3 separate regions of the Mus musculus genome follow, and all the other regions are linked to region 2. Evidence: chromatin loops called from intact Hi-C (ENCODE). Cell type or tissue: heart. All regions are shown on one strand.

The links. A loop is a pair of places that touch in the nucleus more often than their neighbours do. Peaks named below come from ENCODE experiments on the same cell type or tissue, not always from the same donor. Only the 100,000 strongest peaks of a DNase experiment are listed, where the experiment ranks them.
Region 1: it touches region 2 in a loop (6-fold over the local background); 10 of 42 quality-filtered maps call a loop at or near these places.
Region 3: it touches region 2 in a loop (6-fold over the local background); 26 of 42 quality-filtered maps call a loop at or near these places.

Annotation. Positions count from the first base shown.
Region 1 is chr5:35,751,068-35,759,067 of GRCm38, reverse strand. It overlaps Ablim2 (actin-binding LIM protein 2), which reads right to left and starts at 1,188. Exons shown (of 22, transcript NM_001177696.1): 1 at 1,008-1,188. The coding sequence starts at 1,017. In heart, a CTCF peak has its summit at 1,267; DNase peaks (open chromatin) are centred at 757, 1,287, 1,937 and 3,517; H3K4me3 peaks cover 2,130 bases; H3K27ac peaks cover 705 bases; H3K27me3 peaks cover 2,629 bases.
Region 2 is chr5:35,592,579-35,600,578 of GRCm38, reverse strand. Acox3 (acyl-Coenzyme A oxidase 3, pristanoyl) reads right to left here. Exons shown (of 19, transcript NM_030721.3): 8 at 6,181-6,269; 9 at 2,168-2,264; 10 at 705-887. Among named protein-coding and RNA genes, the nearest start is that of 4931431C16Rik, 7.8 kb to the right of the region's middle. In heart, CTCF peaks have their summits at 527 and 767; DNase peaks (open chromatin) are centred at 198, 3,898, 4,278, 4,648 and 1 weaker place; H3K27me3 peaks cover 1,400 bases.
Region 3 is chr5:35,712,130-35,720,129 of GRCm38, reverse strand. Sh3tc1 (SH3 domain and tetratricopeptide repeats 1) reads left to right here. Exons shown (of 18, transcript NM_194344.2): 4 at 1,030-1,157; 5 at 1,754-1,859; 6 at 3,054-3,200; 7 at 3,811-4,021; 8 at 5,028-5,104; 9 at 5,872-6,067. Among named protein-coding and RNA genes, the nearest start is that of Gm31888, 4.1 kb to the left of the region's middle. In heart, CTCF peaks have their summits at 1,900 and 6,214 (motif pointing right); DNase peaks (open chromatin) are centred at 99, 589, 1,927 and 6,149.

The DNA of each region.
Region 1 (8,000 bases), 160 kb before region 2:
CTGTCCACTTTCTCCTAGAGGAAGCTGCTGTACCCATTGGTTTATGCAATGTAGCCAAGGGCCACACTGCTGCTAGTAGTAACTTTGGCTTGGGGGTTAGGGGGAGTATGCTGGAGTCAGGGAACCTTGAGTTCAAATCCCTATCACTTGTCAGAGCTCAAGTCATTGAAGTCTGGTCATCCCATGGCTCCTGAAAATGGAGGCCAACCCCTCTCTCTTGAGGAATGAAAGGATCAGCCCTCCCTGCAAGCGGAACTCTTGAGGCTGTCAGATGGGTGCATTCTGAGATGATGTACAGATGCTTCCTGAGCCAAGGCCTCCCAGCTCTAGATCTCAGTTTCCTTCTGAGCACAGGCGCTGCTGGGTTGCAGGGACGTGGGATTTTCCAGCATCACACAGAGGCGGTCAGATCCCTGTGGGTGGGTGCGGCGAGAGAGGTAGGGCTGAGACGCTCAGAACTGAAGGGCTATAATGACAACAGCGCACAGACAGCTCCGGGACTGACACACATACAGGCTCTAGCACTCAGATCTGCAACGGCGAACCTGGGGAGTTCAGGGTCTGCCAGACGCCACCACCCAGGCTCTGCGGGAACCGCGCAAGGGCGGAGTCCCCTGCTGCAAAGCTCCGCCTGTCATCACACCTCTCTCTACGGTTAGGACTGCGGCGACCCAGAGCCCCTTTCCGGGACCTGGATCCCTTTACTGAAGCAACCTGGGACCCCCACGAGAAGCAAGGAGTGACGCCCGCCAGACAGCCCTGCGCAGCCACCCTAGCTGGCACGGTGGGAAGAAATTCCGGCATATGCCGCTCCGCGCCCCCGGCTTAGAGACAGAGGCTGCAGGCCGGCCTTTCGGGGCTGCACACCCTGGAGAAAAAGTTGGGTGGAGCCGCTGGGCTCAGGAATTGGCTAGAGGAATTGGCTACGCACTGCAGGTGTATCCAGTCCTCGAGACCCTACTGAGGTTGCCGCTACGAACCCGCGGATTCCGGGTCGCAGCTCTCACCTGCGCTCATGTCAGCGGCAGCTCCCAGTAGGGTGGTCCCCGCGCTGCGACAGCCCGAGGACCGGGCGGGCAGGTGCGGCGCTGGCAGGATCCTCAGCACGCTTGAGGCCAGCGGCTCGGCGCACACAGTACCCGCTGCCCGCAGCGCCACCGCAGCTCGGGGCTCCCGCCCCGCCCCTTTGCCCCGCCCCTCAGCTAGGCCACGCCCCTTGTCGAGCCGCGGGAGGGTCGCATCCTGGGAAGTGTAGGCGCTGTGCCCCGGCTGCCCGCCTGCGCGCCACCGCAGTTGGACGTGCGGACTACAAATCCCGGCAGGCTGTGTGTTCCGCTCAGGCGCAGACTGGTGGTAGCGCAGGTACCCTCCTGCACCTGCTCCGAGAGCTCTGCAGAGCTGTCAACAGGGTCTAAGGGAGGCGTGTAGGACTGTAGCTCATCTCAGCACTGGACTCTCAAAGAAGGAGGCCCAAGGAAAAGCGATCTTGGAGCAACTCTACAAGAGTGATGGAAGGTCTCAGCAATAGACCTTCCCTTCCTTACCAATGCACAGAAAAGGGGAAACTGAAGCGGAGGGGGAGAAGCGGGATAGCGAAGCAGGAACAGGATTTAATCACACACACACACACACACACACACACACGGCGAAGTCTGGATTTAATCACACACACACACACACACACACACACACACACACACACACACACACACACACGGCGAAGTCTGAATGGGTTGGGATCCAGACGCAGGTGTCTGGACTCCAAAGATAGGCAGCCTCGCCTTATGCCCCAGACGCTCTCCCGGCTCGGCTGACGCTAGGCGGTGCACACTGAGGAGGCTCTGGCACATCCTGCCCTCTCACCATCCTGCCCATACGCTAATCGATTCCCTTGTGACGTCAGGCGTCCAGCGCAGGGCGTGGAAAAACAGACTGAAAGAAAAGCATAGGGAGGCGCAGGTGGATCCTGCCTCGTATCGGTGGTGACAACAGGTGGGCACAAGAGACTACAAGAAGACAGCCTAGAGAGATGAGGGAGCACGGATGCGCAGGGCCCAGAATGAGAACATACAGGATCTGCCACTGCATGAACAGGCACAGGCCAGGGACGTTTGGCCCAGGTCAGGGCTGTTCCATGTACTACTGAGGCAGAAGCAGAAATTCCTCCCCAGTGATCAGTATTGTCCATCTATTTCAAAGGGGACCAGGAGGCCAAAGGCTCTGGTAAAGAGGAGAAGCCCCGAGGAAACAGCACATTTCTTTACATCCTATAAACCAAGAGACTCTGCTGGCAGCTGTACTTCCAGTCTCAGATGCCCACAAAAGAACGGGCTGCCTCTGGGATCTCTTGCCCAGAAACCTTGCTAATGGAAACTAGTTTCTACATGCTCCAAAAATGTGTTTTGACTCCACCTGCCTCCATTGGTTAGACCTAAGGACAGTCCCTATCCTTTAGGATAGTTCTTAGGAGCCTGCAAGCTCATGCTTATGTGTCCTAGCAACCTCTGAGATCCTTGAGTATTCTGATATTATTTCATAGTGCTGTTCCAGTGCCTCCCACAGGCTTGCGACGGGCACTGGAGATATACTTACTGAAGAAACAGGGTGGGAAAGGCAGGACAGATATTGTCCAGCAGGTTGAGTCCTTTGAGAAGCTATTCATGTTTCCTGTCTCTCATCTGGGGCCAAAGTAGCAGCATGCCACCCCCACCCCTCCCCTCACACACGAAGGTGACACAGGCTGGTAAAGACACTGGTGGTGTTGGCTGTGATGCCTTCCACTCTGGTGGTGGCCACTGTCACACTTCTTGGCAGAGGCCTTGCAAGTCAGGCAGCCTGTGCTTGTAGACTGGTCTTGGAGCTCAGCATGCAGTGGCCTGTGACTTCTAGAGGAATTGACATGTCCCTCTGAGAAGACACTTTCCAACACACAGGGGCTGAATGACCCAGAACATTCTCTTACAAGGGCAGTATGAAGACCCGTAGGTCCTAATCCCGGTCACCCAGGAGGTTGATAACCAAGGCAGCGCTGATCCAGCTGCAGCTTTTCAATGCACAGAACTCTGCGGGGCTAGATCTGTCTTGTGGTAAATCAGTCTATTTGAATATATTAAGCCAGACCTTTGTTCTGAGTCTGCAGGGCTGTGACCTGTAGGTGACCTCAGCCACTTGCTTTCTCACGATGCCTCGGTTTCCACACCTTCCCAGTCACAATGAAATTCGGTGGGTTAAATTAGTAGTGCCAGGAACACTGTTCAAAGCTGCTAGCCTAGAGCCAATGCTGAATAAACAATAGTCAAGATGACAGTGGCTGTTGATGAAGGGGTAGATGTGAGCCATCACCCCCTTCAAAGCATAGCCCAGTCTCACTCCGATCCATTCATGACTGCGGTCAACAATGACTTAGGAAAACCAAGTCCAACCATTAAGTGTTGCAGTTTCACTGCTGCTGTTTGAGCAGCCTGCCTGTAGAGGGAGCCAGAGGCTTCAAAGAGAGCACCAAGGCTCATCCTTAAGAGCCAGACCAGGGTACTCTCACTGACCTCTGAGACTCGGAGGCAGAAGCTGATGAAATGTGGAAGGCACAGTCTTGAATGTCTAGCCTCCAGAATCACGAGCCACAGGGCTTCTATTTTTAATAACCTACCTGGCTCACAGCAACAGAATATGGCGTAAGATAGGGCATTCAACTTGACTCATCTCTGTTTCTGGAAAATCCTGGAGGGGGTGGAGCTTTCTTAGGCACCAGGGCACAAGGGAAGGGATGGGTGTGGCCCAACACCCTCAGACTGCTGGCAGCTTCAGGATGCATCACTGGTCTGTGCCCTTCCAGGGAGGATCTATCCATACAGGACTGCCTTTCATGGGATCTGTGTTCTTTGTGATTAGGGAACATTTAAAGACAAGAACATCCACATGTCCCCTGTGCTCTGACCCAGTATTCTCTTAGCTTAGAGACTGCGATCTGGAGAAACCTGTTGTATTATCAGGCCAAGATGTTGGAGTTGCTAGACAAAATGATGCCCAAAGCCAACAAGAAGGGGACAGGGTGCATAGGACACAGGACAGGATTGTCAGAACCCCCACCTGGCCTTAGGGACATCGAAGGGTGCTATGTCACTCTTACCTTTAGGAGAGTATCCTAACTGTTGACTATGGAATGTAGGTTACCATGGCATGAGGCACAGAGCAAATACATAGCTCCTGGCCTGTGGCCTAGTTGGTTCTGAGAATCACAAGCCAATCACTGCTTTCTCTCAGGCATAAACTCAGGTTATAAACTTGAGTGTGTTCCTGGAAACATGGAGCTACAAGATGAGGGAGACAAAGGAGGCGGCTGATGATTACATCTGAATCTGACAGTGCAGCTGACAAGCTCAGCCCATCCTGCCATGTCTCAGAGGAAGTTCCCTCATGGCTGAGATCCGTGAGGCTTCCTAGGACACAGGTGTTTCCATCAGTGCCCAGGGGACAAGCCCAGGCCCCTGCCATGCATGAAGCCCTTTGCATTGCTTCAAAATGAAGAGCATTTACCTTGAAAGTATTTACTTCCTTTTGAAGATACAAAATCCCCAGAAGTATAGAAGGCTATCAGGTGGAGCCCCTAGCATCAGCCTCCTGGGGAGAGCAAGTGGGGTGTGGCAGGTTTGAGAAGAGTGAGACGGGGGAGCTGAGGCTATTCATAAGGCAGAGGGACCTCAATGGCAGCCAGAGTTGGATGGACCTCACATGGATGGAGCTTGGCTCAGGGTGGAGTAAGGGATAATAGGTTTGAAACTACCCGAAGGGCCAAGCCGGGCAAGGCAGTCACAGCAGGGCTAAGATACTTCTGTGCCAAACCCTATGGTTTCTATGCATTATCTCAAGGGTCTTATCATCTCCATTTTATAGACAGAGAAACCGAGGCATTTGCTATTGCTAAGTGCAGCCACTAGAATGTACCCAGACAGTTTTGGGAGAGAGTGAGCCATGTGTCATCAGTACTTGTCCTCCCAAATCTGTCATTACCTATAAAGGACATAAGAATCTAAGAGCCACTTATGGAGTAAATGGTCAGAGCAGGGGGCCTGTCCTGCCAGACCATGCCTTGTCAAGCTCTGCCCCTGGCCGTCAGGAATGCTTACTCTGGAAAGCACAGGCTCGGTCTGTGGGCCCTTGCTGAGCTTCTTCCCTGTGGCAGCCTCTCCTGAGCCCTGCTAAGTCAGTGCCCACCACACCCAGGGCCTTGCCAACCACTGCCACGTCACTTCAGGGTCTCAACCTCCACCTCCTGCCTGGCTCTGCCACCAGCATCAAGACTGCCAGGTGATCCTAAGTCTTCCTCATATTAGGGATCATGGCATATGTCCTGGTCTCCAGAGACCTCTGGGGCCTCTGGAAAAAAGAGGCCACTGAACTGTGGGGTGACATTTCCCTCACATCACCACTCCATTGGCACCTCCATTCCATAAAGGAAAGAGGTCAGACCTGTGGCACCCCTCCCAGCCTCCTGGCCTCTGCCCGGGTCTGTGGAGGTTTCGCTCCAAGTGACTCTGGAGAAGGTGCCGCAAGGCAGAGTGGCTCGCCGGGGGCCTGGCCTAGAAAGGTACGGGTCTGGAAATGTAGCTGAGTTCCTGCCTTTAAGGCAGCAGTGGCAGAAGGAGGTCCAGTCTAGGCTGTGCTCCCCACATCTAGCTGAGGTATTGATCTGCTTCACAGCCCAGGAGAGAACCAAATGAAATAGGATGTCATTACGGGCCTTTCCAGCCACTCAATAATTTAAAGCCTTGCCATGTGAAACCAGGAGCGAGCACAGCAGCCAACTCACTTCTCTGCGTTGCTCGCTCTCAAAAAAATAGTCGCCACAGCCGGGTAGTAGCAACACACACCTTTAATCCCAGTACTCGGGAAGCAGAGACGGGTGGATCTCTGTGAGTTCAAGGTCAGCTTGGTCTGTCTACACAGAGAAACCCTGTCTTGAGCAGAGGGGGAAAAGAACTGTAGTCTCCACGCTGGGCAGACAGCCGAGGCCAACCTTGGCTCACATGAATTCTTCCCACAGGACAGAAAAAGGGAGATGCAAGGATGTGGGATGACGTCCATCAGTCCAGACTGTTCCTAATTCCTGCTTGATGTATAGATACAGTAGAGTGTTGCATCTTCTTTCACTAAGTAATCATGACACACAGTTGGCCTGAACGCCAGAAAGAGGCAGAGCATAAGGCTGCATTTGAGAAATGGCACACACATGAGGCCTCAACCTGTTGGCCACTGGAGGAACTGGACTCATGCAGCAGAAACAGGGGAGGTGTTAGGAGCACATAGCAAGCACTGGGTGAACTGGCCGGTGAGAGCTGGGTAACAAACACCACAATGGGCTTGAGTGCCTTAGAAGTGTGTCTTCTCCCAAACCTAATGCATGGATGTTCAAGGTAGGAGGGTTGCCATTTCTGAGACTGGCGATAATTTGTCCCGGACCCTTCTCCCTGGCAGATCAGGGGCATTCCTTCCTCTTCATGCTCTGCTCTGCCTCTGTGTGTGTCCCCTTCTCGTGGGGATTTAGCTGTGTGGGTTGAAGTCCATCCTAGTCACCTCATCTTAACCTGCATATCCTGGACAACCTTGTCAAAAGTCACATGGTGTGATGACTAATAATGAAGCAAACTTGGAAGAATCTACAACCAGCTCAGAGACAAGACCCTGGGTGTGAGAGGGTGTTCATAGAGGTTTTTTGTTTTTGTTTTTTTTTTTTACATTTTTTTAAAGATTTATTTATTTATTTATATGTAAGTACACTGTAGCTATCCTCAGATACTCCAGAAGAGAGCATCAGATTTCATTACGGATGGTTGTGGGCCACCATGTGGTTGCTGGGATTTGAACTCGGGACTTTCAGAAAAGCAGTCGGTGCTCTTAACCACTGAGCCATCTCGCCAGCCCCGTTCACAGAGATTTTAATTGAGGTGGTGAGTACCACCTTGAACAAGGGCAGTGCCATGTGCAGTGCCCATCTGGATTAACAAGGAGAGAGTGAGCTGAGCACCAGCTGTCATTTTCCCCAGCTTCCGGGTAGTAGACACCATGTGGCCAGTTGCCTGGAGCTCCTACTCCATGGCTTTCTACCATAATGGACTCTACCCTTTGCCCTTGAACTGTGAACCAGGACAACCTTCCTCCCTTACGTTGCTGTTGGGGGTGAGATGGGTGCCCAGCACGTGCACAGTATATTCGGAGCTCAGAGGAGGACTTCAGATGTCAGTCGTAAGGTGTCTTCCACCTTTTCAAACAGTGTCTCTTATCACCCTAGGTCAGTCTTTCTCAACCTCCCTAATGCTGTGACCCTTTGATACAGTTCCTCATATTGTGATGACCTTCAGCCATAAAGTTATTTTGTTGTTACTTCATAACGAATTTTGCTTTTATGAATCGCAATGCAGATATCTATGTTTTCCAATGGTTTTAGGTGACCCCTGTGAAAGGGTCATTTGGCCCCCCCCCCCAAAGGAGTGCAACCCACAGGTTGAGCACTGCTGCCCTGGAACCTTGCCACATACTCCTGTCCCATGATCTCCCAGGGACTCTCCCGTCTTCATCTGTCCTGAGACCATTGCTGGAATTCCAGGAACACACCACCACACCCAGCATTTTACATGGACTCTGGAGATTGGAACTCAGCTCCTCATCTTGTGAGGCAAGCGCTTTGCTGGTGGAGCCATCTCTCCGTGTACTTGTATCTCTCGTGTACTCTTATCACAACAACAAGAGAACTAACACACTAATGACACACTGAGGTTCTGACTGCCAGACCTTCAGTGTGTGAACTCTGGGGGAGCACAAGTCAGACACGAGTCAGCTCACTGCTGTGTCAGCATGTCATAGCTCACTTCCTGTTGACAGGGAATCATGGAACAGGACACACAGGCCATCCTGTGTGGGAAGCCAACTGTGGTCCTGACCTAAGTCATGGAGACAGAGCGGAGACACCGGGCTATAAAGGTGGAGACTAGAGGTAATCCCTAAAG
Region 2 (8,000 bases):
AGCGTGAGGCAGAAGTGAAGGAAAGGGTGATTCTGCCTCATTCCCTCTGACTGTCACTCAGAAAGCAGTACTTATGCAGCACTCGGCACAAGGCCTAGGCCAGATATAGCAACCAGGTCACCAACGTGACCTTCCCTTGTGTCCATAAAGGGGGGCCGTGACTGCCTCTCGCTGCAAAGGGCACCGGAGCAGGACATGCAGTGAGCTCCTCCGGCTGAGGAGCACAGGAGGTGGCTGGCACGCCCCTTTCCACCCATGGCCTCTATGCTATGTCCCTTTGCTGCCTTTGAGGATGCGTGCAAGGCTGGGTGTCCCTTCTGCTGCTTTAAATGCCATAGTGTTTAAAGGGCTGCGCTCACTTGCTGCTTCCAGAAATGGTTTCCTCGGGGTCATTTCTTAGGGATGGGACAGACGAGTCAAAGACTGTAGCCTGATCCAGAACAGTCTCCCCTGCCAAAGCAGGGTGACCTCATCTGCACATTCAGCAGGCTCATTCCTGCCACCAGCGTCCTGGCTCTCCTCCTCCCATGTACCTCCTTTTGAGTATAGTACACCTCTTTAATTAAAGCCACCCCAAGGTCCTGGAGCCTGGAAGGTGCTCTCTTGCCCACTGTCCTGTTCTTAGGGCAGTCCCTGAGATCTCTCACCAACTCCCGGGGGCCAAGAAGGAGCACAAAGCAGAAGATGATGCAGACGGCCAGTACCTGCAGTGGATATTCAAGGACAGGAATCTCTTCCTTATCCGTGGGTCCAAACTGACACCGTGTGGCCGAGAACCGGATGGCTATGGACACGGCCAGCTTCAGGTTGACCACAGACATGCTGATGATGGAGATGCGTCCTGAGGACAGGCTGCCCAATGATGCGCCCAAACGCTGCCGGACATCCTGGGGAAGAAAGACGGGTGTCACCCATCAGTCAGATGTTGTGCAGACTCAGAGAATGTCCCAAAGAAGAAGGCATACACCCAGATGAACTGGGAAGAGAGGGCTTCCAGCTGCCCAAGGAGGGAGGAGCTTTGAGAAGGTAAGCTCTTCTTCTTGGGCCACCTGAGGGTGCTGTGCCCTGCCTTTTCCTAGTTGGGCACCAGAGGCAAGTGTGTTCCAGCATGGGACTCTGTGTCCCCTAGGCACTCATCTGGGGCATCGGCTCCTTGGACCCCAGCTGCCGAGCTCCCGGGAGCTGTGTTCCAGCCTTCGGTGTCAACTCCACATCTATTCTGCCTTTCACTAGGTTTGACAGAAGCTGGGCTCAGGCCGCTCTGTGGGGCTCTGGGACAGCCTGGTGTCCTTGCTTCCTGGTCCCTGCTGTCTGTCTGTGTGCTCACCACTCCAGAACTGTGGGCTACCCCATCGTTCATCTCCACCTACAATCTTAACACTCTCAGTTATAATCACAACTGGTTAGCCCACGTGACCCTTCTGTGGGACTATGAATGAAAGTGGCCCCCAGCCGGGCGCAGTGGCGCACGCTTTTAATCCCAGCACTCAAGAGGCAGAGGCAGGCGGATTTCTGAGTTCGAGGCCAGCCTGGTCTACAAAGTGAGTTCCAGGACAGCCAGGGCTACACAGAGAAACCCTGTCTTGAAAACCAAAAAAAAAAAAAAAAAGTGGCCCCCATTGGCTCCTGTGTTTGAATACTGTCAGTGGAACTGTTTGGGAAGGATGGCCTTGCTAGAAGTGTCAAAGCGGGGCAGGCTTTGGGATTTCAAAAAACTCTCACTGTGCCCAGTGTGCCTCTCTGTCTTATGAGTCAAGATGTGAGCCCCAAGCTGCTCCTGCTGCCACGCCTTCCCTCTGCCACCTCAGACTCTAACCTTTTGAAACCACGCGTTCCAACTTAAACACTCCCTTTTGTAAGTCGCCTCGATCGTGGTGTCCTATCACAGCAATACTATCGAAGACAGTTTTCCTCTGTATGCTGTGGGAGAGCAGCCCCTGGCCCAAGCAGTCATGGATATCCAGGCATAGCCAGAAAATGCTGCCAGACCCAGGCCACGCTTGCCCACCAGCACTGTGGCTAAGTCCCTTCTCTGCTGAGGACACCAAACCCAACCAAGAGAGCTGTGTGGTAGCCACAGGGCCAGCTGCTCCTGGGGTGGTTTTCAACACCACAGGAACAGACACGTGGGAAGTTCTGCCTGCGAATGCCCACAGCCCACTGGTACCTTAAAGGGGCTGTTGTAAGTGCCCTCAGAGGTGATATTCCCAGTCCTGTCCAGCAGGTTCTGGCGAGGAATTCGAACTTTGTTGAACATGGCGAATCTGTGCAGGAGAGAAGGTGGGCTTCTATCATGCAAGCCCTCCAGGAGCCTCTCTGGGCTTTCTCCCTCTCCCCAAGAGCAGCTTAAGGTAACGTCACCCCCCAAAACAAGGGTGTGAGTGTGATGGGGCCATTGACGGCCATCACTGCCCCCCCTTTATCTCCTGGGACAGATGTGCCCTCATGTCGCTGGCAAAGAGAAGCTCCACATGCCCACCGCCTGCCTGTGCACAGCAAGGGTCACACACTGCTGACAGGAGGACAGGAGCTGGTTCTAAAGCTAGGCACCTCTGAGCCCCAGTGCAGAGCGCTACAGTCAGCTGACGGCGGTTTCAAACGCTAAGTCAAGCTGGCTGTGGTAGAGTACACCTTTAGTCCCAACACTCGGGAGGCAGAGGCAGTAGATCTTTACAAGTTTGAGGCCAGCCTGGTCTAGTGTGAGTTCCATCCAGAACAGCCAGGGCTACACAGTAAAACCCTGTCTTGAAAAAAACAAAAACAACAAACAAACAAATAAAATGCTAAGTGGAATCAAAGAGCCTGTAGTCCAGTCTCTCCCCGAGCAGCTAGGAAAGGGTCTAACGGGTGTTGCATGGACCCTGGGCACTGACAATCCAAGAGGTTTTGTAATGGATTAAGGAAGAAGCTTGAACGAGGTCAACTGCAAAGTAAACCATTGAAAAGTCTCAATGGTTCCGATAGGCAGTGTGGCTAGTGGCTAAAACACTATGCAAACTCAGACAGCCTAGTCAGTTGACAGCAGCCACCTTGTGCTGCCACATCCTGCGGCTCCTCGCTCCTCACCTGAGTCTGACCTCCTGCAGGCTCCGGCTGACAGCAGCCTGGCTCCACTTGAGTTGCTCATTAAACAGCAGGGGAAAGCGGAAGTATTTCAAAAGGGACACATCCTACTCGGGACCACCAGGTGGGTGTGATGGGATTTTCTGTCCATCCTGCAAAGATGCAGAGGCAGACCCCTCTCCAGGGTAGCCCTATTCAGAGTAAGCACTCAATTGTCCCTGTTTCCCAGTGAATCACTCTCCTGCCCACGGATTGTTAGAGCTGTCGTATTTTTCTTACAAGTCCACAGCACCTGGTCCCTACCAAGCCCTTAGTGACCAGGAACAGAGGTGATGGTGAAGAATGGTCCTCCAAGGTGACAGAGTCATCCCCCAAAGACCATTTCCTGGAGAAGACACCGCAGCCCTTCCCAGTACCGACATAACAGGGCTCACAAGAGCCTTGGGGTGGCAGAATCTTAACACAGCACACCCAGCTAACGGCACACTGTGTCTGGGGGCCACGTGGCCCACACCCAGCCTGCAGGCTGCACACAATGCCCCATTTTTAAGGAAACCCAGCCTGGGTGCCAAAACCGAGGTGCTCTAACTGTTTACTTGAAAGCCAAGGAATGCTTTTCAAGTACAATGTTGTCAATGGAAAGCACTCTTTTTAAGGAGTGGAAAATCTTCACCCTTCTTTGCCACCGAGGTAGAATGAGTCTGAGCACACTTGTGCTTCTCAAGTCTCTGCTCTAGCGTAAGTCTCTCAGATCATCTTTGGGTCACTTTTATATCCACAGAACAGTCAGTTGGGTCCAGCTGGTGAGCTATTTGGCACACTATGATTTTGGTCTCCGGGGATCAGGGGATGTGTGTACAGCAAAGTGTGACAGACACAGGGAGTGTGTAGCACAAGGCATCTGCACACACGTGTGGCTTGGGATGTGTGTGTGACATGGGGCATTCAGAGGTTCAAGTAGGTATATGTATATGGGGGTATATAAACGGGGGAGCCTTCGGAGGCTTCAGGGTATGTGTGTGTCTATAAATGAATTACAGGACAGTGACATGGGATAGCTGTATGACGAGGCACGTGGTATGGAAGCAGTGTGGATGACACGGGTTATGTATACAACTTGAGGCATATGGATTGAATGTGACAGACGTGTTGGAAGGATGTAGAGGGAGAGTGTGTGTTGCAATAACTCCCACCCCAGTCTCCTGCTGCAACTTCCTTCCCTGGAGGCCCCTCCAGCAGCCACCAGCCGATTCCCACCTGGTGCCGATGCTCATTCTGGGGCTCCCTCTCAGCCTTGTCAAGGAGGACTCCCCAGGCCCAAAGCCCGGCCTCATCATGAAAAGTACTGTGGGCACATTGAGGTTGGGCTCAGTGTCCCCGGGGAAAGATCCTTATCATTAGAACGTTTGGTTGAAAGTGATCCATGCAGCTGACTCTGCTCTGGATTCCTAAACAGTCCTGACAGGTTTCAAAACAACAAAAATTAACTCAGAACCTGTCCCCAGTCTAAAAGTTCACTAACTTACAATGCTGCTCCTGGAGCTGAGGCAGAGCAGCCACTCAGCTCTGGAGCTCTGGCGCCCTCTGCTGGCTGCCTGTGGTCAGTGCAGGCAAGAAGCTTAGTCGTTTAGTCTGCTTAAAGCCTTAGGTCTGAGAACTCAAGATCAGCCTGGCCTCTGCTTTCTGGAACAGCGATTCAGGCTGCCCCACAGTGTGCCCATGGTGACTCTCAGCTAGGCCTTTGCTACACCTACAAGTTGGGGCTCCTGTAAGTGGGACTTGGTGCCTGGGCGATGTATCCCAGGAGACAATCCATTCTTTAAAGACAGGTGCTGCTGTGATGGGGCCAAATACAAGCTCTCTGTGATGTCCCAAACTTACTCTAATGGCTTTAATGAGCAACCAGCACAAGCTGAGGGTACCTGCCAGGCTGCACACAGAGCCCTTCAACAGAGAAGATGGCAGCTCTGTGATTTCTGAGCCCTGATCCTTCTCCTTAAGGTCGGACTGCTAGGTATTGGTGCTTCTAGCCCCCTCCACGCTATTACTGACTGAAGACTAAGGAGGCTTGAGACTTCCCCTGGCCCTGCCCAGCCTTCTGGTGATGCTAGACAGAAGAGTCCATCAGAGCCTGGGAAGCTCCTGGCCCGGGTCAGGATTCTCTCTCTGGAGGAACAGCAGTTGCTTGAGGTGACTCTAAGAGCCCAAATACACACAGAACTGAGATGGGCAAACATACTTAACTCAGCATAGCACACAATGCTTGGGAACACCCTATTTTGGCCACTTCCATAGTCGTGAGTTATCTCGTTGGAAGAGAGGAGCCTAAGTGCACCAGGCCAGGTAGCTTAGAGCTGGGTGGAGCCTGCACACACTGACCCAGAGGAAGGCAGGAAGGCCACCTAGGCTGTTCAGCAGGTCCCTTGAGGGGTAAGCATGAAAGCTGGACTAAGAAATAATAGAGATGAGAGTGAGACCTCCCCTGCTGGGTGGCCTTCACCTGGTACACTATAAACCTCAGGCCATGCAGGTGGCCCGCTGACCATGGGCCCTCAGCCCAGTTAAGGTCCAGCCCAAGGTCTTCACTCCCATCTGAGTACACAGTGCGCAGTGCTGCAGGTCAACACTGTTCCCAAGCGGCTCTAGGATGAGTCAAAAACACCTCGCTCACTATCACATGTCCAGCAACTTTGCCAATTACTGACTTGGGGACTCTAAGCAGATATCATGGCTGGTTCCATGGCAGACCACTAAGGCTGATCACTAAGAGTCCTCACAGAGGAAGGAAAGCCCTACACTGTCGGGCACCTCCAAGCCTGTGGTCTCCCCAGGAAGCAGAGGGCACCTCTAGTCTGACCTGAGAGCTGGGAGAGTCACACCCTGAGAGACCCGTGGAGTGTGAGGGCAAGGCGAACCTCTGGGAACAGCGGCTTAAGCACACAATGGCTGCTGCTCAAACAAGCACCCCACTGGTACCTGCCACATCCATGCCAGGCCCTGAGGAGCCTGCACTCCAGAGAGGGTGTGACACCAGCAGCCCACTCCAGCCTGTGGCTTAGGAACAATCCCAGAGCCCCAAAGAGGTAGCATTGGTCTCGTGAGGCCGATGACACTCACCCATTATCCAGGCCATTCTGCCCCAGCTTCTTCCCAATGTCACCGACCATCACCCCCGTCATGGGAAGCAGGGTCTTCGTGTCACGGATCTGCACAGAGCCACAGGAATAATGGCTAGGTAAGTCTGTCAGCACACAAGAAAGCATGTCCAGACAAGCTGACAGGGGTGACTCTGAATAGCTCTGAGTCATACTGGGTCCCCTGAAGTGATGTGCCCAGGTCTAGAGATGGGGCCTTCTGTGGAAAACAGACCTCTGCAGCTGTCATGGGGCAGAGAGCTCAACACAAGATCATCTTGATTCCTAGATGTGCCATAAATCCATGGTAAGAGTCCTAACAAAAGAGAAGTTTAATAGAAAGGAGGGGTGGCGGGGGTGGGCAGAAGCTGGCATGGCATGGCTACCAGTGAGGGAAGCCAGGAGCTGGGGCAGGTAAGATGGAGTTTCCTGGGCTATCAGAGAGCACCCTGATTCATGACTGCAGGTTTAGCAGCGTGTGGCTTCCCTGTTTTAGTTCTGGCTATGGTGTGACACTGTTCACACCTTAAGAGAGAGGACCTGCAGTGGGCTCCCAGTATTATGACACTATTAGCTGAGCACATATGTGCTGTGGGAAAGACAGTCAGGGCAAGCTATGCCGATCTCATCTCCCCTAATGGGTGTCCACTAAGCATTCCCTACAGGAACACAGGCACGACTGGTTGTAGACTCCTGACCTAGGGGCACTGTGAAAAAGCAGGTTTCATGCCACATTAAAGCAGGATCGCCAACCTGAAGGCAGAGGCCCCACTGCCTCCCTCCCCATCAGTGGGCTGAGGACAGTGTCTAGAGATACTGTTATTCTAAGTGATAGACAACAGCGAGGACCACAGCTGCCACTGACCCACCCAGACAACACAGGTCTGGAGGCCAGACGCACTGAGGCGAGGAGATCTGGAGGCTGAGAGAAGAGCCCAGGGTACAGTATGTGCTTAGCATGTGGGCGACCTTGGGTCCAAACTCCAGAAGCAAGGGAAGAAAACAGGGACGGGGGGTGGGGGGTTGAATCTAAGCATTTGGAACTTAGCTCTTTGTAAGAGCTACTAGCTTTTGTTTTGTGTATCTGATTTTTATTGAAAAAATATATATAATATATAATTTTTAGTAAAAACATGTATGTAATATTGAGGTTAAAACTCAGCCATAAAGCATCTTTTAATTTTTTAAAAAATCCTGCAGTAAAGCTAGGTAAAAATTTAAACACAAACTTCTCTTAAACCTTTTAAAATAAATGCCATAAAACCCAGACAGTTGGAGAGAGACTGATGACGACCAGGAAGTGTCAAGGTTTAGATCCTGGTCCTCAAGGTCAAAGGTCTGGGCTTCAGCCAATAGTGCCGTGGGGAGGTGGGGCACGGGTGTGAGGAAATCAGGCCATTGAGAGCGTGTCCTTTAAGGGGCTACTGAGACACTGGTCCATTCTGTTACTTCTTACTTTGTCCCCAGTCACAGCTTACTCAGCCACACCTGGGCTGCCACATCTGGACTGCCACACCAGGGTACCTGGGCTGCCTCAGGCCCCTAGTAGCACTAGTCAGGACACTATGGACTGAGCCGTCAGAAGCTAAACTAGAACAGACCTTTCTGTCTTTGAGGCTGTTGTGTTAGGGATTCTGTCACAGCAACAGAGAGCTAAAATAGGAGGGACAACCAGCAGGGTAAAAGCAGTTGGCGGCGTTTTTCAGAAGATCCGACAAAAACCCACAAGCAGTGGTGGCCGGAGGGATGGAGTAGTAGTTCCTGCGGAGAACACAGGTTTGGTTCCCAGCACTGACATCAGGC
Region 3 (8,000 bases), 120 kb before region 2:
CCAAACACTGGGACAGACAAATTGCCTGCTCAGGAGCCTGGAATCTGGGACAAGAGTCATTAGAGAAGATGGCTGTGGGGGAGGGAGACCCATCCCAGATTAGGAGCCAGGCAAGATGGCAGCCAGCCAACAGGGACAGGATCTAGAAGAGGACCCAGGGCAGGGCCATGATGTATTGAAGCAGCAAAGAGGCCCACACAGGACCAACAGATTTTATGTTTTGGGGGGTGGAGACGCTGATCACATGGGTAGCTTGTATTCAGATTTACTGGAAGATATGAACAGGTTGGCATCTCAGTCACACTGAGCAGCTGTCAAGAGCCCTGCAGCCCCCCCAAATGGCTGGTGGTCACTGCAGGCAAGGGGCAAGCAAATGGGATAGTATCCATCTATTCATCATGAAGAAAGACCCACCAGACCATGCTACCCTACAGAGCTGGGAGCCAGGCCAGGTCCTAGTGCACAAGGTTCTGGCTGTGTGGAGGTCAGAACACTGTCTGAGGGAAGCCCTGGCAAGCTAGCTACAGCTCAGTTGCCCCTCCTCAGCCAATGCATCTTAAGGGTGGTCAGGGGTGAGGGTGGGGACTGGTGGTAGATTGTTAAGGTGTAAGGGTGGGACCCTTGTAAAGATAAGAGAGTGCTGATATTGAGGCTTCAGAGTTCCTGGCATCCCTGTGGTGGTGGCTTGAACTGTACCCACATGTGAAGCTGACTGTGGGAATGGGAGGATGAAGGATAGTTACTGAGGGACCCTTGCTGCTCCATGGGAGGAATGGAACATGAATCCCTTTCTCCCTGGGCAGAGCAGGCACAACTATGGAAACTGAAGCTGGAGAGGTAAGCAGTAGCCCAGGGTCCCATCCCCTATTGGATGACATAGACAGTCTGTTTGAGGGAATAGCTAGCTGTCCGTGCCTTTCCAGGCATCACGGAGGATCATAGGCCTCTGTTGAAGGTTGGAAGCTGGCGGGGAGCATGTGCCCCCATCAGGGCTAGACAAGCTGCCTCACCTACCTCCTGCTTCTTCAGACCTGACCCTGCAACTGTTGGCTGTGAGGCGGAAGAGTGGACTGCGGAGCCCCAGCCTGCAGCAGGCCCTGCGCAGCCGGCTCCGCCTGCTGGAGAACGATAGCCGGGAAGTGGCCCGTGTGCTTGGAGTGAGTCAGCCTTTAGGGGCCTGGGGAACAAATGGGGACACCTCCCTTTGCAGCAGGGACAGAAGAGGAAGGAGGTAGATCTGGAAGTGTCACTCTGGGGACAGTGAGGGAAAGGGTAGGGCCCAGTGTCGGTCTGCTTAGGGGCTGTGTGAATAGCCAACCATGATAGACTAGGTTTAGAGTGTCCTGGCCTGCGTGACGCTACCTTCTTAGCTATTCACTGGAAACGCTTAGATTATCGTCTTCAGTGAGCCGCTATATCAGATAGCCGACACCAAGCCCCTAGTACAGCCCCGGGCCCTATACTTGCTCTACAAACAGTGCCTCTGGGCTGCTGGCTCCAGGGTTTGGATCCCACCTGACCACTTACAAGTATACAGGCAGTGAGTTTTAAACAAGATGGAGCCTTAGTTTTATTTATTTTTTTCCTGTCAGGCAGATAACAATAATGAGTTTTCAAAACGTAAGGGAAGGCGCACTCCCTCGCCCTTGTCACACCAACCAGAGCAGTCCTGTACATTCTCTCCAGGAGCACACACCTGTTCTCTAATGGCTGGATACATAATCTCGTTCACTCACTGTCTCTTCCTTTTAAGGAACTGTCAGCCAGGCTGCTGTCTATCCACAGTGACCAGGACCGGATCGTGGTGACATTTAAGACTTTTGAAGAAATCTGGAAGTTTTCTACCTATCATGCTCTTGGTAAGACATCCCACAGTAGGGTATGGCACCCCCTCTTGGAGGATCCTGGCATCACATCACCCTGGACTCTCCAGGAAAACCAGAAACAAAACCCTCCCGTGAACCAGACTGTGGGAGATCAGGGCTTTGCTGCAGGATATGGAACTGAGCTTTGTGGCCCCTCCCTGCATTTCTCAGAGGGAGGCTGGACTTTTGCATCTGACACACCCTGGTATGCCTGCTGTCTTGACCTTGGACTACAGCCTGTGAGCTATAGGCAGTCCAGGAATGTGGGCCAACACAGACTCATAAATTTACTTAAACTGCGAGATTTTGGCTGGGATCAAAGGGTGTGCGACCAGGAGGGAGAAGCAGATGAGTCTCTGAGTTCAAGGCCAGCCTGGTCTAAAGAGAGAGTTCCAGGATGGCCAGGGCTACACAGAGAAACCCTGGAAAAAGAAATCAAACCGAACCGAACCAAAAGCCAGGAGATTTTAAGAAATTGATTATGCAGTGTTTCCCAGTATGATTTGTAAGACTTTGGAGATGACAACAATGTGTTCATACCTGCGGCTGTGTCTCTGTGGAAGCCATTGGGTCACATTTCTCAGCACTCCAGGCAGACAGGGAGGAGCCACCAGAAGTTGGTGCATTGCTCAGTCTCGTGAGTCAGCTTGTTCTTTGTCCACCTTCTAGGCACCACTGGGGACTGTGCCACCCTGAAGACAATGCCCGTTTAGTTCCTGTCCTCAATGTCCACCCACATTTGTTGAAAATGAAAGGTTCTCTCTGCATTTGCCCTGACTTTATAAAGGGAGTGTGGCTATGCCTCCTAGCTAAGCAGTACTTGATAAAGGGATGGCCCCTGTGCAGGCCATGACACCCAGCATCTCACAGGCCTGTGCAGGAATGATGGAAATGATCATGGAGGGCACTGGTAGTGACACTGGGCCATGGGCATCTCAGAGTGCCTACAGGGCTCTGCACCCTTGACATCTCTGAATCCCAAGGCACAACAAGGACAGATGATAGAGTAGTTATGAAGTTATAACCCTAACAGCCAGGACAGTGAGATAGGGCTCCGTAGGGTATGGAGGTACTGGGATATTCCCAGGGAAGAATAGCATGTCAGGGACCTCTCCAGGTCCGGTGTTTGAGGTCATGGGGTCCCCTGACCCCCCCTGGAGCCTGTGGGTGACAATCCTGGCCTTGCAGGCTTCACACACCACTGCCTGGAGAACCTGCTGGTAGACCAGACCTTCTGGCTGCTTTCCCCCAGTGAGGAGGAGGAGACTGCCATCCTCATGTATGTAAACAAGGATGCCTTGAAGCAGACACACAAGAACCTCCTCACACAGGAAGGTAGGCAGCAACCATGACCTTGGTTAAATCACACAGGGCTGGGGACACTGTGGGGGAACGGGAGTGTCTTGGGTGGGGGGAGATGTAGCATAAGATGCCCTCTATACACTGTCATTGGTTAAAAAAATGTTTATGGCTCCCCAAAAAGGTGAGATGTGAGGAGGAAGGTGAGAAAGAGTTTGTCTGCTATGCTCACACTTGCCTGAGATGTGAGATGTTGGCCCCATAGAGGAAGGGCCTTGAGTCCCCAGGAAGGACCCTCAGGGCTGCTTTACCTCCCTGGCATGGGTAGACACCCAGATGAGCTCCTTGATAACCGTCCAAGCACTAAGGAACATGGGAATCCCATGTCTATCTCTGAACAGTGCAGGTGGGGACTAAGGCCCAGAGAGAATCCTAGTCGGCCTCATAGCCTCAGTTGAACTGAGGCTGGACTTCCTTCGGGCCTTCAGACAAGGGTATCCTGGGAAGAAGAGGGTGGAGTGGGCTCCTGCATGGGGCTCTGTTCTCCTCACCATGAGTCTTGGGGCTGGGGCTGGCAGCTTTCCTGTTTAACAGAACCACGACTGTCCTGCGGGTCACTCTGATGACCATATCTGTCCTTTCAAAGGGTCCATCTTTGTTCTGTGTCCTGACCACCGAGTAAGAAGGACGATAGGACCCAAAGGTGCAGGGAAGGGTCCCCAGACCCTCAGACGGGCTTCGGGAGTCCCTCTGGGAGTGGCAATCCTGGAAACAGACTCCTCATCACCCACACCCAACATGTCCTCCAATGTGGAAGCAGCAGAGGCCGAACCAGAGCCCTTGACTCCATTTCACCAGTAGGTACCAAACTGGAGTCCTTATTCTGAGGCCCTGGGTGGTGCGGGACCTCATGGACCCTACTCCATCTGTAGATGCTGGGTGTCCAGAGAGACACATGACTCAGGCAGAGGACAGAGCCCTCTGGGCCCTCCTGCTGCTTCATGTAGTGTGGCTGGAAGTTCAATCAGGCATCTGACTGCTTGGAGGAGAAATGACGTCTCCGAGGCTCTACTGCCTAGGGGACGAGGGGAGAGTTGAACGTAGCACATGCTACTTGCCATGCTCACTCTGGAGGGTCACATTCAAGGCACAGACACAGAAATCTGCATGAAGGGAGACTGAAGGAAGTCAAGCCAGAGGTTAGAGGAGAGGGAACATGGGGACTCCTGTCCACGGCTGTGCAGGGAGTGCAAACTTGCTAGGAGCTTCCTGGCCACCAAAGCCAAAGGAGAAAGTTCACCTCTTAGGTAGCCATGCCTTTGAAGTGACAGCTGTGGCTGGAGGGCTCTCCTTGGAGAAAGGATGAAGCTTCTCCCCGGAACATTCCCTATGCACTGGGGCTAATGGCTGTTCCATCAGGGGATACAGTATGCTCTTTAGTGTAAGGATCTCCATAGAAGAGGGCCTGCAGTAATCAGTCAAGATTTCTGGAGAGGTTGGGTTCCAAGGCAGGGTCAGTTTGACCAGGCCACATAGCAGATGAGAATCCAGGAGACCCAGTGTTGAAATTCAGGCCTTTGTCTAGGCTGCAGGCCTTTACAATCTGTTGGCCTTGCCTGCTCCAGGAGAGTGGCAGGGCAAGTACTTTGGGGGTGGGGGGAGGGATCTGCAGGGCCCATGGTATCAGGTGTGGTACTACACACAGCAGCCTCAGGGCTGCACATCTGGGCAGGTATGTGGGAGGGGTGCGATTCATGTGTGTCCCCAAGGTGCGATTCATGTGTGTCACTCCTAAGCAGTCTGGAGGATATACTTGTCCCTCATCCAAGCCTCTACAGCATAGATCTCTTTTCCCTACTCTAGGTGGACTCTCAGGGTCCCATGGGATCCCATCGATGAATCCATGAGTGGACCTGGGACACCTGATGCCCAGCTCATGAGTGAGTGTCAGACTTCCCTCCTTGGGGGAGAGGCAGCTGAAGAAGGTAGCCGAGACTAGTATTCTGGAAGTTTCTGCACTTGTCCTGATTGTCCCCTAAGCCCAAAGAGGAAGCTAGCATCCCTTCTACAATACTCAGGATTACTTAAAGCTCAGAGAGGTTCGGGGCTCAACTAAATTGCCCAGCACCTGGGGAAATAGGCTGGGACTCTTCTCTCACCTCACAGACACAGGAATGTAGCATCTCAAGATACCTCATTGAGTCTGGCTCATTGGGAGACCTTAAGCTTGGCTGGCTGGCTAGACTCTGGTAGAATCTATGAGGTAGGATGGAGGATGGATAGGCTATCTGGCCCTGTCCTGGGCCTTCCCTGTGAGGAGCTGGTCCTGCAGCCTGCCTGTCAGCTCCTGGGGGCACAAGGAGAAGCAGATTTCTTTGTCCCTTTGGAGCCAACTGGTGTTTGGATGGTCCCTGTGTCCGCTAAGTATACACAGGGCCCTGTGGGTGATGGGAGAGCCTAAGATCTAAGGTGCATGAGGCAGAGATCTGTGCCTGGAGGTTGGTGGCCCAGGACAGAGTTCACCAGTGTCTCAGCCTCAGTGGCCCATATGGTATGAGGATCAAACTGCCCTTCTGAGGACCAGCAACCTCCAGAGTCAGGCTTCATTTCACATACCTCTGGCCATGCAGAGACACCAGCATGAGTCTGAGGCTACCCTCTGTGCCTACAGGGCCTCAGCTCTAACCACATAACCTTCTTTCTGCAGGGTTTGGCCTGGCCTCTGCGATAGCTGACTTCCAGGGCTCAGGCCCCGAAGAGATGTCCTTCAGCGTTGGTGATGTCATCGAGATCCTCGGTGCCCAGGTGCCTGGCCTGCCCTGGTGTGTGGGCCGGCACATGGCCTCTGGCCAGGTGGGCTTTGTGAGGACTGGCCTCGTCAGCATGCAGGGCCCGGCATCTGAGTGAGTGGCAGAGGCCCCTTTCCTGAACCCCACACTGCTCCTGCGGGGATCCTGCCACCCTCTGTTAGCCTCTCAGGAACCACCAGCGCGCTGTCCTGGGCAGCTCCTTCCTTCTCCACTGGGCCTGGCTCAGCCTTTCCAGGATGCCACCAGAGGGCACTGTGTGACTGTATAGTGTGCTTATCCGCAGTGTCAGCTCTACAGCTTTGGTGAAAAGGGTCACATGCTAGGTATAGCCTCCAAGGCAGGAGCCTGGGGCTGAGGTAGAGCAGCTGAGCTGCTGTGGTGTGTGGCGTGCCCCTTCCTGTCAAGACTCACTCCCCCTGGCCTGCTCCTCCCTGCCTTCTGCTGAATCCTGCAAGTTCCTGCTGGCTCCTCACCCTTGTCTGTCTCCTGTGAGACACTTGCTGTCCTACTGTGCATCCCACCAGCTCCCATCTGCCTGACCTTAGCTAGTCACAGCCACAGGGACCCAATTTCCAAAACTAGTTGCCTTCCAGTTCCCGGGAGACAGGCATTTTGAAGGTTCTCCGTGTTTACCCTTCAGTATAAAGCCCTGCGAAGCCTCTGGACCCGGTCTCCATGGCCTCCGGTTTCACTTGCCATCAGCCCCCCAAGGCTAGATGCAAGGCAGCTCACCCTTTCTCCGCTCTGAACAGATGCGGGTGACTCCACTGTTATCAGGTTCTTTGGGGGGGGGGCCTGCCAGCCTATAATCCCACCTATAATCACCAGTCCCTGTCCCTGTCCTATCCCCCAGAGAACCCTGTCTGCACCTGCTCCAGGTGAGGGGACTTCCAGGGGAGTGCTCCAGTCCTTTCTGGGCTAACTCTGTACAGATTTGAGCAATGGTGGGTGGCGAGTGTTTGGGGAGTGGACAGTGAGTCTAGCTGAGGCCACCCTTGGTCAGCTCATGGTTTCCTTTGACAGGACCTCAGTCAAGGAGCCTGGAGAGACAGGTGTATGCTCTCTGCTTCTGTCCCCTCTATAGCCATGCCTTCCTCAAACTGGGTTTGCTGGGGACTGGATGCCATATGCAACTCTCAGATGCAGTTTCTAAGGCAGCAGCCATCACTGAGTCCATTTCCTTCTGTACCCTGATTTAAAGCATCCTATCATCTGTCACTTAGACCAGGAGGACACTGGCAGGACCTGTGTGCTGATCAAACTTAGAGCAGCATTTCCTGGTACTCTATCAAAATGTCAGTGTGCACACAGGATGGGGGCACAGTCTGTCTACACGCCTTTTGGGACACCTCCACAGACTCTCCACTCAGCTCCAGTGACAGAATTCTGGGCTCTCCTGTATTGCACAGTGTCACGTCATGGTGACCTCATTAACTCAGCTGTTTCTTGAGAACAGCTGAGTGGCTCGTGACTTATGTCTCAAGGTCTCTCATTACAGAGATAGCACAGCTCTAAGGAGAATGTTTACTCTGTTGCTGGGCCTTTTGACAGATGTGGGGGTCCTTGTGGCTTCAACAGTTCCAAACTTAACAGAAGTCAGGGTTGGAAGAGCACGGATCTGGTCCGTTCTTCCCTGTCTCCCTAGAGTGTTAGAGGTGTTGACATCATCTTTCACAGCAAGGGACTGTACCTACTTCTCTGTCATTCCAGTATTTCTGGTGTCTCTCCTGCCCTGAACCTGGAAGCTTCCAGCTTGGTAACAGCCCAGAGGTTCCTCTCCTGTCTTGATGCGATCTCGGATTTACAGAACAAGAAGAACACAGCCACAACCTGTCCCTTACCTGCTGGTGGCTGAGAACGGTTTCTCACCTTGGTTGCTTTCTCTTCTTTTTCTCTCTTCCTTGTGCTTGTCCTCCGAGCCTTTGAGGATAAGTTATACAAGTTAAGGCCCTTTGCCCCATTGAAGAACTGCCTCTTGAAGCCAGGATCTCAAGTATAACCACAGGACAGGTATCAAAAACCAAGA